Regions from separate parts of the Mus musculus genome. Here region 1 is linked to region 2. A link is a loop called in an ENCODE intact Hi-C map of the cell type or tissue named here. Cell type or tissue: gastrocnemius. All regions are shown on one strand. Links, peaks and the distances in the headings refer to the core of each region. The heading gives the core; the rest is flanking DNA.

What was found. Hi-C counts contacts between places; a loop is a spot of excess contacts. Peaks named below come from ENCODE experiments on the same cell type or tissue, not always from the same donor. Only the 100,000 strongest peaks of a DNase experiment are listed, where the experiment ranks them.
Region 1: it touches region 2 in a loop (2.3-fold over the local background); 17 of 42 quality-filtered maps call a loop at or near these places.

What each region holds. Positions count from the first base shown.
Region 1 is chr7:4,522,816-4,525,723 of GRCm38, forward strand. It overlaps Dnaaf3 (dynein, axonemal assembly factor 3), which reads right to left. Exons shown (of 12, transcript NM_001033548.3): 10 at 1,329-1,440; 11 at 1,123-1,197; 12 at 118-1,044. The coding sequence ends at 501. Among named protein-coding and RNA genes, the nearest start is that of Tnni3, 1.7 kb to the left of the region's middle. In gastrocnemius, for the core only: a CTCF peak has its summit at 1,598 (motif pointing left); a DNase peak (open chromatin) is centred at 1,602.
Region 2 is chr7:4,430,485-4,433,392 of GRCm38, forward strand. Rdh13 (retinol dehydrogenase 13 (all-trans and 9-cis)) reads right to left here. Exons shown (of 7, transcript NM_175372.4): 5 at 938-1,150; 6 at 1-11. Among named protein-coding and RNA genes, the nearest start is that of Rdh13, 14 kb to the right of the region's middle. In gastrocnemius, for the core only: a CTCF peak has its summit at 1,258 (motif pointing right); a DNase peak (open chromatin) is centred at 1,270.

The sequences.
Region 1 (2,908 bases), core at 158-2,657, 92 kb after region 2:
TGTTTAGTTTGAAGGATCTTATCCTTCACTCCTGTGAAATTCAGCCAAGCCCACTTGCAAACCCACAATCGGGACCCATCCCTGCTGCTCCCACCCTTCTTGGCACTGGAGACCGACTGAGGACAGGACACACAGAGGTGACCCTGCGCTTTTTATTTGAATCACATTCAAGGAAGGCTATGCCCTTGTCCTTCCCAAAAGCAGCATGTCAAGAAAGGCCCAAGACAAAAGAGAGGATCTGGAGCCCAGGGTTGTCCCTTCAGCCTTCGATCCTTGTCAGGATAAGTCTCAGATAACAGTCTAGGACCCATCCCCCACCCTCACCCCTACCCCCCAAATAGTACAACCGAGAGTTCCAGGAAAGGAATTTGAAGTTCTAGTCATATCCCTGGGGTTGAGAAGGAACGCAGAGTAAAACCGCATGCAGGTGGGCTGAGCTGGTGATGTCAATCCCTGGGCCTGCTTCAGCAGTTAAAGGTGGGCTACGTGGTCCCTGGGGTTCATGTTACATGTTTTGGAGGTGCATTCACCCAGGACGTTGCCATAGCTTCCTGGAGTGGGCTTATCACTTCCGGAGGAGAGGCCAGGTCGGCTTGGGGAAGGCTGATTGCTTCTACAGGCAGGACTAGCTTAGCCTGGGGTGGGCTCATCGCCTCTAGAGGTGGGATCTGGTCAGCTTTGGATGGGCTCAACGCTTCTAGAGGAGGGGCCTGGTTGGCCTGGGGTGGACACATTGTCTCTAGAGGTGGGGCCAGGTCAGCCAGGGGTGGGCTCATCGCCTCTAGAGAGGGGGCCTGGTTAGCCTGGGGCGGACTTATCGATTCTGGGAGAGGGGCGCGGGTAGATTCCACTTTGGAGGGCGCGGGTCCAGATTCCACAGCTGAGTCTCCGCCACCCGGAGTGGAGTCCCCTAACTTGTAGAACCTCGCAAAAGTCTCCGAGGGTTTGGTTGCAGTGTGAGGGGCGAACCCAGCCACCCGCGCTATCTCTACAACGCGGTCAGAGAACGCCTTCAACTCCTTGGGCCGCAGGTCCACCAAGTACCTATGTTGGGAAACTGTGTGTGAGGAGACCTGGCTTTTGGCCCAGCTGTGACCTTCCCACCCCACTCCTCTGGCTCACCGAGCTAATTCCACAACCAGGTTCCCTCCGGGGGCCACGCAAGCCCCGAGCTCAGGGCTGAGAAGATGGACCATCCTAAGGAGAGAAAGGACTAGGAGCTGAGATACACAGGTGGGGACGGAGGTCCAGAGCAGGATGGAGACTGCAAAGCTTAAGTTCCGGCTTCTGACAACGAATAAACTGGGGCCCAATCCTAGGTCTCTTACCCACAGGACACGTAGAGGAGCTGGAACCGGCCCTGGTAGCAAGTCTTGTGGTGGAGAGTCTGCGAAGAATCGAGAGGCAGAAAGTGGATAGTGAAGGGTTCTTGAGCAGGCACTGAAAGAGAAGGGAAGAAAGAGGTCAGATCTGGGGCTGAAGAACTGGCTCAGTTGCTAAGCGGGTTTGATACTCTTTCAGAGACCCTGAGTTTGCACCCAGAACCCAAGCTTATAACCACCTTTAACTCTAGTTTCTGGGGACATGGTGCCCTCTTGTGGCTTCCGAAGGCACCTACATGTGTGCTTGCGCAGGCGCTCACATGCTCACACAGAGAGAGAGAGAGAGAGAGAGAGAGAGAGAGAGAGGGTTTCTCTGTGTAGCCTTGGCTGTCCTGGAACTCACTCTGTAGACCAGGCTGGCCTCGAACTCAGAAATCCACCTGCCTCTGCCTTTGCCTCCCAGGTGCTGGGATTAAAGGTGTGCTCCACCACAGCCCGGCTATGAATATAAATCTTGAGAGTCAAAGAGATGTGCACACAAGTTGCAAAGAATATTGGAATTTACACTCCTTATCTGTGGAGAGCAGTGCCGAGAGCAATCGCCATTATAAGATGGCGCTGGCCTCCGCTGTGCCTAACTAGTAAACAAGCCCTGTACGCAGGTGCGAGAGTGAACTCACTCCTAGTCACTGCCCATCTCAGGGCGTAGTAGTGGGGTGATGAGCGAGCAACAAATCAGGAGCTGACATGCCATATCAGGTGCTGAAACACCATGGCTGAGGGCTATATAAGCGACTCCATTTTCTGGGGTCAGGGTCTTCCTGAGAAGTAAGCAATAAAGCTTTGCCGCAGAAGATTCCGGTTGTCCCGAGTGTGTTCTTGCCAGCGGGGACAAAAGCTTGGGATACTTATCTTCTTTTTTTCCCTCCAATTTTTTATTAGGTATTTACTTCATTTACATTTCAAATACTATCCCGAAAGTCCCCTATACCCTCGCCCCCACAATTCCCCTACCCACCCATTCCCACTTCTTGGCCCTGGCATTCCCCTGTACTGGGGCATATAAAGTTTGCAAGACCAATGGGCCTCTCTTCCCAATGATGGCCAACTAGGCCATCTTCTGCTAAAAATGCAGCTAGAGACATGAGCTCTGGGGGGTACTGGTTAGTTCATATTGTTGTTCCACCTATAGAGTTGCAGACCCTTTCAGCTCCTTGAGTCCTTTCTCTAGCTCCTTCATTGGGGGCCCTGTGATCCATCCAATAGCTGACTGTGAGCATCCACTTCTGTATTTGCCAGGCACTGGCTTAGCCTCACAAGAGACAGCTATATCAGGGTCCCTTCAGCAAAATCTTGCTGGCGTATGTAATAGTGTCTGCGTTTGGTGGCTGATTATGGGATGGACCCCCGGGTGGGGCAGTGTCTGGATGGTTCATCCTTTCATCTCAGCTCCAAACTTTGTCTCTGTAACTCCTTCCATGGGGTGTTTTGTTCCCAATTCTAAGAAGGGGCAACACTCCCTATTTTCTACTTTTGTTTTGAGTCAGGCTCTTGTAGCTGAAGATATCTGGAATTGTGACCCAAAC
Region 2 (2,908 bases), core at 192-2,691:
CACACCAGAGCCTGAGAAAAATAGAAACATCGGTGGTGAGCGCTGGGGGGATAGTTCAGTTGTTTTTCAAATGAAAAGCCAAGTGGATGACACCCAACACTGTCCCCTGACTTACACCCACACACCCCACACACATGTGCACATGCTCACACACACTTGCAAACAGGCACTCACAAAGACTAGTGAAAAAAGACTAGGTGGCCCCACTCCACCCGGGGTCTTCCCCAGCCTGTGCTGCCTCCCACGCTGGAGCCCATATTATCCTCCATGCTTTGAAACCTCAGTTTCCAGTGGCTTCCCCTGACAAGGTGGCTCTGTCGTGTGGCTTCCCCTGAAGGCCTAATAGACCCACATTTCTGGACTCCAGCAGAGGACTGGAGTTTAAAATATTATAATTGTGACTATCCCCCAAGGGTGCCTGGCACTGTTTGCTGGTCACAGACAACTCTTGAGAAGCAAGAAGTCAGGGGGAAACTTTTTTAATCCCTGAGACTGGAAAGAATTGGGGGGGGCGGGGGGAACCATCTAGGAGGATGCCTGAATTCAACCCACTAATGCTGGGAGCAACCTCACACTGACCCAGTTGTGACACACATGTCTGCAAGCACTCACACATGTCCCTTATGGACCAAAACCACTCCCCGTCCCCAACCACAGATTTTCAGCACCAGAGGCTTAGAAGTCTATCCAAGAAAAGCAAGATCAGCATGTCTGATGAAGGCAGGCTGATTGAAACTAAAGAGCAATCATTAGAACCACGATTTATTAGTGATGTCTGTCTCTAGCACTGGAAGGGGACATGGTGGTACAGGTGCCATCCGTTTGACTACATTGTTTAAAGCTACTACTTGCCTCTTCATCACCAGCTCAGGGCTATAGAACTATCCTAGACACAGTGAAGAAGGAAGAAGATCAGAAAAGATCACCATCTACACACCTTGCAGCCGGTGGCTCAGCTCCTTGGTGAAGAGGACAACAGCCAACTTGCTCTGGCAGTAGGCTGCCTTGGTGTCATACTTTTTCATCTGCCAGTTCAAGTCCTCGAAGTCTATGTGCCCAGCAACGTGAGCCAGGGACGAGAGATTGATGATGCGTGATGGGGCCGAGGCCTTCAGCTTGTCCAACAGCAAATTTGTCAATAGAAAATGCCCTACATGAAGAACAAGAAAATATTTTTCCTCATGGCAATTATTCTTTCTCTACTTAATGTGTATGAGTGTTTTTGTCTGTATGTGTGCCTGCAAAACATGCATGCAGTGCCCGTGGAGACCACAAGAGGGCAGTGGATCCCCTGGAAGTAGAGTTACATATGTTTGTAAGAGACCATGACAAGTAAGTGTTAGGAACACCAAGCCCAAGTCCTTTTCAAGAGCAGCCAGTGCCCCTAACCACTGAGCTATCTCTCCAGCCCCACTATTTTATTTTTTCATACGCAGCAGTAGTGTAATCCTCCTCTTCCTCTAGATACCACACACTTTGTTGTTTTGTTTGGAGTTGTTTTGTTTTCAGAGGAGGAAAAAAAATCTTTATATTTAGGTTCAGTTGGTTTTTCTTTTTTTCCAAGTGTAATTTATTAGGGTAGGGGTGGGCACATGTGTCACAGCACGTGTCACAGCATGCATGTGGAGGTAAGGCCACCCTTCAGGAGTTGGTTTTCGCCTTCTATCATGTAGGTCTCAGGGATCAACCTCGGGTCGTGAGGCCTCGCAGGAAGTGAGGATATGAGGGCAAGCTGGCTCTGACATCTGATCTCAGCTGATCCATCTGGGGCGGCAGGCATCCCTACCCTCCCCCAGTGTTTCACACACATCCAGAAGCTGCACACTTGGTTGAAGGAGATTCCCTTCTACCTTCCATCAAGAGTGGATGAGTGTCTGTGCTCCTCCACTAAAGCCGCCAAGCAAGCTCTCAGAGAGGCGCAGGACACCAAGCCCAGTGTCTTAGCGACTGTTCTGCTGCTGTGAAAGTACACCCTGACCAAATCAACTCACGAGAGAAAGCATCTAATGGGGGGCTTGACTAGTTTTAGAGAGTTACTTTGTGGTAATCATGGTGGCAGGTAGTCAGGCACGGTGTCAAAGAAAGATCTGAAAGTTTTTCACACACACACCTCAATGACACATCTCCTCCAACAAGGCCACACCTCTTAATCCTTCCCAAACAGTTCCACTAACTGGAGACCAAGCATTCAAACATATAAGTCTATGGGGGCCATGCTCATTAAAACCACCACACCCAGGTTGGTTTGGTTTGTTTTGTTTTGTTTTAATCATAGCTACTTCTGGTGGTGAAATGATAGCTTCCCTTTCATAGCCTTCCTTCCTTTCTTCTTGCCTTCTATCAGCAAGAATGAGGATTTGGGAAGAATTCAAAAGTTTAAGGAAAAAAATCATCCAATTAATAAATAGGCTCATGAACTGAACAGACAGTTCTCAACTAAAGAAATACAAATGGCCAGCAAATATTTTAAAATGTTTTCTGTCTCTTTAGCTATCAGGGAAACTACTCTGAGATTTCATCTCAACCCAGGCCATCACTAAGAAAATAACTGACAAGTGCTGGCAAGGACGTGTGGAAAGAGGAGCCCTTACTCACTGCTTGTGGACAGTACACTGGTGAAACCACTATGTAAGTCAGTTTGGAGACTTTTCTACACAGGGCTACCATATGGCCCAGCTCTACCTCTCCTGGACAAAAACTCAAGGGACCACAGAGACACCTACTCATGGGTGCTTATCACCGCAATAAGTCCAATGGCCAGAAAATGGAGCCAGCCTAGATGACCATCAACGGATGAACAGATAAAGAAAATGTGATACCAAGACCCTGTATTCTGAGAAACAAACAAACAAACAAAAACCAGGCTAAATGGCATATACATACAACCCCAGCACCTAGAAAGTGTTCA